Linked DNA regions of Homo sapiens: region 2 is linked to region 1. Evidence: read pairs that join two places in POLR2A ChIA-PET (ENCODE). Cell type or tissue: Caco-2. All regions are shown on one strand. Links, peaks and the distances in the headings refer to the core of each region. The heading gives the core; the rest is flanking DNA. Region 1 overlaps CALCOCO1 (calcium binding and coiled-coil domain 1). Region 2 overlaps ATF7-NPFF (ATF7-NPFF readthrough).

Region 1 (5,377 bases), core at 257-5,256:
TTCAGAGTGCCATGAGCTGGTGCATCTGACTGGGTGGTGGACGGGATTCGGTAGCACACTGAGCATCCCCTTCCTCACCTCTTTATAACCCAAAGCTATGTAACTTCCCAAACCCAAAATGCACCTGGAGAGTGGTGAGGATGGGACCTTAGAAGGGGTACTCCACCAGCACACTCCCCTTCTCCTTCTGCTGCCTGTAGAACCAGCTCGATGAGAGCCAGCAAGAACGGAATGACCTGATGCAGCTGAAGCTACAGCTGGAGGGACAGGTGACAGAGCTGAGGAGCCGAGTGCAGGAGCTCGAGAGGGCTCTGGCAACTGCCAGGCAGGAGCACACGGAGCTGATGGAACAGTACAAGGTGGGAGCTGGGCCAGGTAGGGGACAGGGCCTGGCTGCTCACCCAGCATCCAAAATCTGAACCCAGTGAAGAGGGTGAAGGAGAGATGTTAGTGGGCTTTTACAATGGTTCTGGCATCAAGGAAATAGGTTTAAGGGGTAGTGGCTGGGATTAAACTTGATGTGACAAGAGACATGTTCCAAACGTGTAATGAGACTCAGTTCTTTGAACATAGGAATGCTGGGGTAAGGTGGAGGTGGCCACGTTGATAGGTAAGGGAATGTTCCCTTACAGTTTCTTTTTCAAGGAAGGCAATGTGATAGCCAGGTGGAAGCAGTCAGACCCTGGTGTGCTCTTCCTAAGCCTTTGTTCCACCACTTGAGAGATGAGTCCCAACCTCCCTTTTCTTCTGGGGGAAACTTAATTTCAGGGGATTTCCCGGTCCCATGGGGAGATCACAGAAGAGAGGGACATCCTGAGCCGGCAACAGGGAGACCATGTGGCACGCATCCTGGAGCTAGAGGATGACATCCAGACCATCAGTGAGAAAGTGCTGACGAAGGAAGTGGAGCTGGACAGGTGAGGGGAGTCCACTGACCCCGTCACTTCCTCTCCCTTCCATGACCCCCGCACTCCAGCCCCCTCTCTCAGGCAAGCAGACCTGCTGTCTGCCTCACACGCTTTCTCTTTCCCTCTCACCCTCACTCAAGCTAGTTACTGGGGATACCCTTTTCTGCCGAGCTCTCTACCATCTTTCCAAATGCTATTCTGTATTCCTCCACTTCAGAAATAATCATAGTTACCACTTATTGTACAGCAAAAGCTGAGCAAGAGCTAGGAGTGGAGGATTTGGAAGAAGAGAATGGATGGAAGTCAGTGCAAGATAAGAGAGGATGGATTTCAGATGTGGCCACAGGAAAGATAAGATTAGACTGTGTTCTTACTATTAAGAAACATTATAACTGGTGATCCAGGAATGTTATGGAATCTCTGCCCTGGAAAAAAAAGATGCAAATCATAAACTCTTAGCACTGGGATTGTAAGATATGTATGAGGGTATGTAAGAGGTCACCCTCAGGAGGCAGCCTCTTTAACATTTGACAGCTGTCATTTTTGTATCTCTTGTATTGAGCCAAACTCTCCTCTCCTATAACTTACCAGGGGGTCCTGAGACCTCTGGAGCCACACAGAATAAATTTCTTTCTTCTTCCAGAAAATTGTTTTCTCTACCAAGTAGCATAAATATTAACCACCACCTCCCATGTCCATCCTTCAAATTTTCACCAGTTTAAACACTCTAGTTCCTTATTTCATTAAATGACAAAATTATGTTTCATTTACTACTGGTAGGTGTGATATTTTAAAAAACTGTTTAAAAGAAAGAGGCATTCTATCCAAGGCCCAAAGTAATAAGTGAGTTCGTCTGAGAGGCTTCTTCAGGATATGTTAGTCTCACCCTAGGGAGATATTAGATGTCTACATTCTAAGTCATAGGTTAGAAAAGCAGTGGTCAGATTGAGCATCTGGAAAAGATTAGGGGCTATCTAGACCAGAGGTCAACAACTATGGCCCACAAGCCAAATCTAGCCTGCCACCTGTTGTATATCCCACAGGTAAGAATAGTTTTTACATCTTTTAATGGTTAAGAACAAATTAAAAGAAGAATATTTTGTGACATGTGAAAGTTGTATGAACTTCAAATCTGTGTTCAAGTTTTATTGAAACATCATGCTCATTCGTTTACATACTGTCAATGGATGGTCCTGCACTACAATGGCAGAGTTGAGTAGTTGCCACAGAGACCACATGGACTGCAAAGCATAAAATCTTTACTATCAGGCCCTTTACAGAAAGAGTCTGCCAACTTCTGGTCTAGATCAAAAGTTTATAATCAATAATGACTGCCCTTGTCTCAAAAAGACTAGATTCTAGTCTCTTGATTGAGTGAAAACAATGGGAGCCATCAGCAAAACATTCCTTAAAATATTACACAAAAAGATAAGAAAAACTATTTCTGTCTAAATTGTTCTCTAGAACCTGGAATCTTGGTTTCCTGGGGCTTAGAACTGGATCAGCTGGCTTGGGGATTTATGCATCCCAGAGTGAAATGGAGCTCTGGGCCTAGAGCAGCAGCAGCAGAGCACAAGACAGAGGCCTGAGTCCATTCCTTCTCTGGGTGGAGCAGATTGTCTGACATGTCATCCCACCAATCACAGGCTTAGAGACACAGTGAAGGCCCTGACTCGGGAACAAGAGAAGCTCCTTGGGCAACTGAAAGAAGTACAAGCAGACAAGGAGCAAAGTGAGGTAAGGGGCTCAGAGTTGATTTGCTTTCTCCATTGTCCAGCCAGTGTTTGATTCCCTCTCGAGAGCCAGACACCAAAGGGAATAAAAATGTAAAGAAGACATTGTGTGCACTCTACTAGGGAACATAAGACATATACCTAAATCAGGATTAGTCAGAGTGGAAAAGTGGAATATAAGAGTGTCACAAGAGAAATTTTTTTTGTTTGTTTTTTGGAGACAGAGTCTTACTTTGTCTCCTGTGCTGAAGTGCAGTGGTACGATCTTAGCTCAGTGCAACCTCTGCCTCCTGGGTTCAAGCAACTCTCACGTCTCAGTTACCTGAGCAGCGGGGATTACAGCCATGTGCCACCATGCCCAGCTAACTTTTGTATTTTTAGTAGAGACAGGGTTTCACCATGTTGGGCAGGCTGGTCTCGAACTCTTGACCTCAAGTGATCCACCCACCTCAGCTTCCCAAATTGCTGGGATTACAGGTGTGAGCCACTGCGCCTGGCCTCAAGAGAAATCTAATAAAGTATTGTGGAGCTCCAGGGAGGTGTATGAGTACACATCTTGTTAGAGACATTAGAAAAGTCTTTTTAAAATGGGTGTGGAGGCCAGGCACAGTGGCTCATGCCTGTAATCCCAGCACTTTGGGAGGCAGAGGCAGGCGGATCCCCTGAGGTCAGTTCAAGACCAGCCTGGCCAACATGGTGAAACCCCATCTCTACTAAAAATACAAAAATTAGCCAGGTGTGGTGTCAGGTGCCTGTAATCCCAGCTACTCAGGAGGCTGAGGCAGGAGAATCACTTGAACCCGGGAGGCAGAAATTGCAGTGAGCCTAGATCACACTACGGCTCTCCAGCCTGGGCAACAGAGTGAGACTCTGTGCCAAAAAAAAAAAAAAAAAAAAAAAAAGGGAGGGCCATGGCTGGGCGTGGTAGCTCACACCTGTGATCATAACACTTTGGGAGGCCAAGGCGAGAGGATTGTTCAAGCCCAGGGGTTCAAAACCAGCCTGGGCAACGTAGTGAGACCCCATCTCTACAAAAAATTTTAAAAATTAGCCAGGCATGGTGGCATGCACCTGTAGTCCCAGCTACTCAGGAAGCTGAGGTGGAAGGATTGCTTGAGCCCAGGAGGTCAAGGCTGCAGTGTGCTGTGATCGCACCCCTGAACTTCAGCCTGGGTGACAGAGCAAGATTCTGTCTCAGAAAAAAAAGGGGTGGGGTGTGGGGCCTAGTACTTTCAAACCTTTTTAGCAGAACCCTTTCCTCTCCTCCCACCAATAAAGTTTTTAATCTTGTGTGGAATCTCACTGAATAAACAAAAACAATGTTTTATTACTATAAATTTATTTTTATAAATTTGAATGTATAACCTTTACTTAAAAGGTAATGAAAGCACTTAGGTAATTTTGAGGCATACCAAACTTTGAAATGAGAGGCTATCGAAGACTGTTCTGCCAGCCTCAGCAACTAATGTATTTCCGTATTTTATTTTGGTTGTACAATATCAAGAACACCTTGAGTCACACACAAGTAGGTGCAAATAACAATTTTTAAACTGTCCACCTTGCAACTCAGTTTACTCTTCAATTCAATAGAAAATACAGTAGAAACTATTCTGAGCTTTGCAAAAAAATGAATTAACCTGGAAACATATGTCAATTGGTGATCTCCAGTGTGTTAACTTGTGATTTTATGGGTTTTATTTGTTTTGTTTGTTTGTTTTGAGACGGAGTTTCATCTTGTTGCCCAGGCTGGAGTGCAGTGGCGCGATCTCGGCTCACTGCAACTTCTGCCTTCCGGGTTCAAGAGATTCTTCTGTCTCAGCCTCCTGAGTAGCTGGGATTACAGGCACCCGCCACCACGCCCAGCTAATTTTTTGTATTTTTAGTAGAGATGGGGTTTCACCATGTTGGCCAGGCTGGTCTGGAACTTCTGACCTCAGGTGATCCGCCCACCTCGGCCTCCCAAATCATGCCGAGATTGCAGGCATGAGCCACTGCACCTGGCCTTGTGTTGTTTTTCTTTTTTTAACATAATTGTTAATAATTTAGAAGACATTCAAATCAAGTATCTGCAGAACTCCTAAATCCCTTCTTCAGTACCCTGGGTTTATGTGGAAGATTGTTAAAAAACCCTTTGCTCAGCAGTGAGAATAGGTAGAATATGAGTAGACAGAGATGAGTGTGAGGCTATTCTAGGAACAGAGAAAGACGTGAGCAAAGGCTTAAAGGCCAGAACACTCAGGGCAGTTGAATGTGCGGGTGAAGTGTTTGAGATAAGGCCTAGGTTAGACTGTGGTGGATCTTGAGCTTCATTTTTATTCCACAAGCGTGAAAGGCTTTGATGATTTTTCAAGCAGGGGTGACGTGTACTGTACTTATGGCCAGGTGTAGTGGCCCACGCCTGTAATCCCAACATTTTGGGAGGTGAAGGCAGGAGGATCCCTCGAGCTCAGGAGTTCAAGACAAGCCTGGGCAACATAGTGAGACCCTGTCTCATCTCTACAAAAAAATACAAAAATTAGGCAGGCGTGGTGGCACACACCTATAATCCCAGCTACTGGGGAGGCTGAGTTGAGACAATTGCTTAAGCCCAGGAGTTGGAGGCTGCAGTGAGCTGTGACCATGCTACTTCACTCCAGTCTTGGCGACAGAGCCAGACCCTATCTCTAAAAAAGAAAATAACTGTATTTAAAGAATCAGAACTGTACCTAAAGAAGAATAATCTGATTCCCTTGTGGA
Region 2 (5,377 bases), core at 124-5,123, 190 kb after region 1:
GTACAGATGCCGTCTGTTATATCGGTGAGCTCTGTAGTTGGGGCAGCCAACCCTACCAACATGGTAATCCTTCCCTTCCACCTGAATGGTCATAAAATACACATGAGCCCCAGGGAAATGTGGGCTCTGATCTATATTAGCTGAGCATGGCAGCCTGCCTAAACTCTTCACTAACCTCTGCCAATCCAGCACTATGGAACACTAGATAAAGACTCATCTGGACAATTGGCTCCTGGTCTAGGAATTGATCTTGCCAGCCCACTGATTAGTTGCTTTCACTTGGCACGTAGCACCTCCCAAATTGCCCAACAATTTCCTCAAGATAACAGCCCCAACCCTTCCCACAGAAATTGCCCCAACACTGAAGGATTAAATTCCCTACTCTGGTGCTCCATGGAGAAAGGTATTTCCCAGGCTGTCCCTGCACGCCCTATGGGCACATTGCACACAACAGGCCCTGATGTGCCAATCTCAAAAGCGCTTCATTTTAGGGAAACTGTTGCCCCACCGATGGTATTATGTTCCCTTCTCTTTTTTTTTTTTTCCTTCTCTCGATCCAGCTGGCCAGACCTGTGTCCATGGTGCCCAACATTCCTGGTATCCCTGGCCCACCAGTTAACAGTAGTGGCTCCATTTCTCCCTCTGGCCACCCTATACCATCAGAAGCCAAGATGGTGAGTACATCCCAGTCTGGGGCAATGTTGGCCTTTCTGAAAGAAGTGGGTGATACCAGCCTAGGTCTTTCAAGTGAGCCAAGCAAAGGAACCTTCTGGGGCTTGCAAAGCTAAGGACTCCCTGCTGTGGGGTCTGGAAAAGAAAAGACTCCAATTCATAGCTCCCATCTCCTCTCCCCACCTTTAGAGCCTGGTACATAGACCATGGCAGTGAAAAGAGGCAGCACAGATTGTTTGGAATGGAACACTTGCCGTTTTAGGGTGACAGATGGAGGGTGGGCGAGTGGGCAGGGGAGCTGGCCAAGAGGTGAATAGCTGCGTAACCAGCATTTGGCCAGGCTCCAGGAGAGAGCTTTCATCTGGACACTATTGCTTTAACAACCCCCAGCCCCCAACTGTGCCCAGGATGATAGCCAGGGAACAGAGTAGGCATTTTAGGGATCCAGGTGCACATTTTCTCTGCCTGTCATTTTCTCTTAATTCCTCTGTTAAGGGAGAACTAGAGTGGAAATTTTAGCTATCTATAAGGTCAATAATAAAATCTAAGGCCACTCTTCTCATCCTTGATAGAATCTGATCCTTAACAAGCATTTTTTCTTATCTTTGCCCACAGAGACTGAAAGCCACCCTAACTCACCAAGTCTCCTCAATCAATGGTGGTTGTGGAATGGTGGTGGGTACTGCCAGCACCATGGTGACAGCCCGCCCAGAGCAGAGCCAGATTCTCATCCAGCACCCTGATGCCCCATCCCCTGCCCAGCCACAGGTCAGTGGCTCTTACTCTTTATGTCATATCTTTATGACGTATCTTTATGTCATATCTATTGTTCAAGGAGCAGAAAATTAGAGAAGAATGGACTTCAGCTTTCTGGGTTTCTTCCTGCTTACTTTGGTTCTTGATGGCAGTTTGACTATAGCAAAACGTACCATTCTTTTTATTATTTATTCATTTTTATTTTAGCTGAGACCATCATGTAATAACAAAAACACACCATTCTTTATTCACCCTTGTGTTAGACTTTCATGCAAACAGACTGAGTAATGCAGAACTGTTGCAGCAGCGGCCTCGCTTTTTTTTTTTTTTTTTGAGATGGAGTTTCGCTCTTGTTGCCTGGGCTGGAGTGCAGTGGTGCAGTCTCAGCTCACTGCAACCTCTGCCCCCCGGGTTCAAGCGATTCTTCTGCCTCAGCCTCCCGAGTAGCTGGGATTACAGGCACCCACCACCATGGCCAGCTAATTTTTTGTATTTTTAGTAGAGGCGGGGTCTCACCATGTTGGCCAGGCTGGTCTCCAACTCCTGACCTGAGGTGATCCACCCATCTCGGCCTCCCAGAATGCTGGGATTCCAGGCGTGAGCCACCATGCCCAGCCCCATTTTTTCCATATATGAGTCATGGCTTAGTGTATCTGTAGAATCCTCTAAAATATGACAGAGCCTTACTTCAAGCCACACAGTAAACAAAAGAGGCTCCCCTAGTCTCTTTCCTATCTATTAAGTCTTAAATAAAAGTAATAACTTACCTGATAAGATTTTACAACAAAAACCATAACAATATATTAATGAAATGTGATGTTACAGTGTTAAGATACCTCAAAAAATAGGCTGGGTGAGGTGGCTCACGCCTGTAATCCCAGCACTTTGGGAGGCCGAGGCAGGCGGATCTTCTGAGGTCAGGAGATCAAGACCAGCCTGGCCAACATGGCAAAACCCTGTCTCTACTAAAAATACAAAAAATTAGCGGGGCATGGTGATGTGCGCCTGTAATCCCAGCTACTCAGGAGGCTGAGGCAGGAGAATCGCTTGAACCTAGGAGGTGGAGGTTGCAGTGAGCTGAGATCACACCACTGCACTCCAGCCTGGGTGATAGAGTGAGACTTTGTCTCAAAAGAAACAAACTAACAACAACAACAAAAATAAATAAATAAATAAAAATAAAAAAATATAAAAAAATAAGACACCAAAAAACACCTCATTACCAATTAAATCCCTTTTTATCACAAAGAAACTAAAATCCTAAAAAAGGCAGAGGGGTCCCATTTAGTTACCCATTTCTCTTCTCAAGGAGATCTCAGTTTTAACAAGATTCTTTGGAAACTGTATAGTCCTCAGTTTTCATATCATCTGCACTGAACAGGTGACAGCACCTGAGATTAGTTTCTAGAATTATACCCTTTGCCTGGCCCCTCTTTTCCTGATGTCACCACCTGCTTCATCAGTTATTGCCACATGTCCAAACATTTCATGGCCATATGCTACGGTAAAGCTTGGCCAACAACAAAAGCTTTCATTTGAGTTTTCCTGTTGGAAGCTAAGGCTGCCTACCCTCCTGTAACCCCACTGAAGCCAGTCCTGAAGATGGCAAAGCAGTAGCCGCCTTGCCTGAGTTGTGCTGCCTTCTCTCTTGGGGAAATGACATAGCTTCCTTTTTAGTTTTATTTGTTTATTTTTAAAATTTGTATTATAAATAGGCCAGGTTCAGTGGCTCACACCTGTAATCCCAGCACTTTGGGAGGCCGAGGTGGGCGGATCACAAGGTCAGGAGTTCGAGACCAGACTGACCAACATGGTGAAACCCCATCTCTACTAAAAAAAATACAAAGATTAGCCAGGCGTGGTGGCGCACGCCTGTAATCCCAGCTATTCAAGAGGCCGAGGCAGAAGAATTGCTTGAGCCTGGGAGGTGGAGGCTGCAGTGAGCCGAGATCGTGCCACTGCACTCCAGCCTGGGCTACAGAGCGAGACTCCATCTCAAAAAAAAAAAAACATATATATATGTGTGTGTGTGTGTGTGTGTGTGTATGTGTATATATATATGTATTTATATATATGTGTGTATATATATATGTGTGTGTGTATATATATATATATTATAAATAATAGTAGAGGGCCGGGTGCGGTAGCTCACAGCTGTAGTCCCAGCACTTTGGGAGGCCAAGGCAGGTCAAGAGTTCGAGACCAGCCTGACCAATATGGTGAAACCCGTCTCTACTAAAAATACAAAAAAAATTAGCCAGGCGTGGTGGCTCACGCCTGTAATCCCAGCACTTTGGGAGGCCGAGGTGGGCGGATCACAAGGTCAGGAGTTCGAGACCAGACTGACCAACATGGTGAAACCCCATCTCTACTAAAAAAAATACAAAAATTAGCCAGGCGTGGTGGCGCACGCCTGTAATCCCAGCTACTCAGGAGGCCGAGGCATGAGAATCGCTTGAACCCGGGAGGCGGAGGTTGCGGTGAGCCGAGATCGCACCATTGCACTCCAGCCTGGGCAACAAGAGTGAAACTCCGTCTTAAATAAATAACTAAATAAATAATATTAGAGACAGGGTCTCACTATGTTGCCCAGGCTGGTCATGAGTTACTGTACCTGAAGCCAGTCCTGAACATGGTAAAGCATGTCCAGCTTCCTCTTTTTATATATATATAATTTTAAAAGAGATGGAGACTCGCCATGTTGCCCAGGCTAGTCTCATACTCCTGGACTCAAGCAGTCCTCCCGCCTCAGCCTCCCAAAGTGCTGCGATTATAGGCCCTAGCCACCATGCCCAGCCCCAGCTTCCTTTTTAATCAACACTGATTCCTTTCCTTGTCGTTCTTCCCGTTTCTCTTGGCCTAGTCTTTCACCTCCATTCCCTGCATGACTTACTGAAATGCCTATGACAGAATAGGAACCTTTCCTTTCCCCTATTCTCCTAAAGAACTAATTTTTTCTTTTCTTTTGTTTTCTTTTCTTTTCTTTTTTTTTTAAGATGGAGTCTCGCTCTGTCACCCAGGCTAGAGTGCAGTGGCACGATCTCGGCTCACTGCAACCTCCGCCTCCCTGGTTCAAGCGATTTTCCTGCCTCAGCCTCCTGAGTAGCTGGGATTACAGGCAACCACTATCATGCCCAGCTAATTTTTGTATTTTCAGTAGAGACGGGGTTTCACCATGTTGGCCAGGCTGGTCTCGAACTCCTGACCTCAGGTGATCCACTCGCCTCAGCCTCCCAAAGTGCTGGGATTACAGGCGTGAGCCACCACACCCAGCCAATTTTTTGTATTTTAGTAGAGACGGGGTTTCACCGTGTTGCCCAGGCTGGTCTCAAACTCCTGAGGTCCGGCAATCCACCCGCCTTGGCCTCCCAAAGTGCTGGGATTACAGGCATGAACTACTGCACCTGGCCATAAAGGACTAATCTTTACATGTGCTCCAGTCAGCTAAAGATAAAGAGGAAGCCGAAATTCTCAGGAGAATTACTGTAAATTTCTTATACAATGAGAAACAGTGAACCAAGGCCTCTAGTTCATTAAATTGAGTTGGAAATTTCTTCTCCATTTTTTTATTTTGGGAGAGATAATATTAGTCTGAATTTTAAAAAATTATTTCTTGGCCGGGCAGGGTGGCTCACATCTGTAATCCCAGCACTTTGGGAGGCTGAGGCGGGTGGATCCCAAGGTTAGGAGATCAAGACCATCCTGGCTAACACGGTGAAACCCTGTCTCTACTAAAAATATAAAAAATTAGCCAGGCATGGTGGCAGGCGCCTGTAGTCCCAGCTACTCAGGAGACTGAGGCAGGAGAATTGCTTGAACCTGGGAGGTGGAGGTTACAGTGAGCCAAGATTGCACCACTGCACTCCAGCCTGGGTGACACAGCAAGACTCCATCTCAAAAAAAAATCATTTCTTAATTATCTATATTAATGGAGAATATAATTCAGTAG

What was found. ChIA-PET counts read pairs that join two places held together with the same protein. Peaks named below come from ENCODE experiments on the same cell type or tissue, not always from the same donor. Only the 100,000 strongest peaks of a DNase experiment are listed, where the experiment ranks them.
Region 2: POLR2A ChIA-PET joins it to region 1 with 6 read pairs; 3 of 35 experiments call an interaction of 5 or more read pairs at or near these places.

What each region holds. Positions count from the first base shown.
Region 1 is chr12:53,717,007-53,722,383 of GRCh38, reverse strand. It overlaps CALCOCO1 (calcium binding and coiled-coil domain 1), which reads left to right. Exons shown (of 15, transcript NM_020898.3): 5 at 201-359; 6 at 769-917; 7 at 2,555-2,645. Among named protein-coding and RNA genes, the nearest start is that of CALCOCO1, 7.8 kb to the left of the region's middle. In Caco-2, for the core only: no CTCF peak of the experiment used is centred there; a DNase peak (open chromatin) is centred at 2,551.
Region 2 is chr12:53,527,807-53,533,183 of GRCh38, reverse strand. It overlaps ATF7-NPFF (ATF7-NPFF readthrough), which reads left to right. Exons shown (of 15, transcript NR_159377.1): 7 at 1-24; 8 at 561-674; 9 at 1,288-1,440. ATF7 (activating transcription factor 7) reads left to right here. Exons shown (of 12, transcript NM_006856.3): 7 at 1-24; 8 at 561-674; 9 at 1,288-1,440. Among named protein-coding and RNA genes, the nearest start is that of ATF7-AS1, 17 kb to the right of the region's middle. In Caco-2, for the core only: no CTCF peak of the experiment used is centred there; no DNase peak of the experiment used is centred there.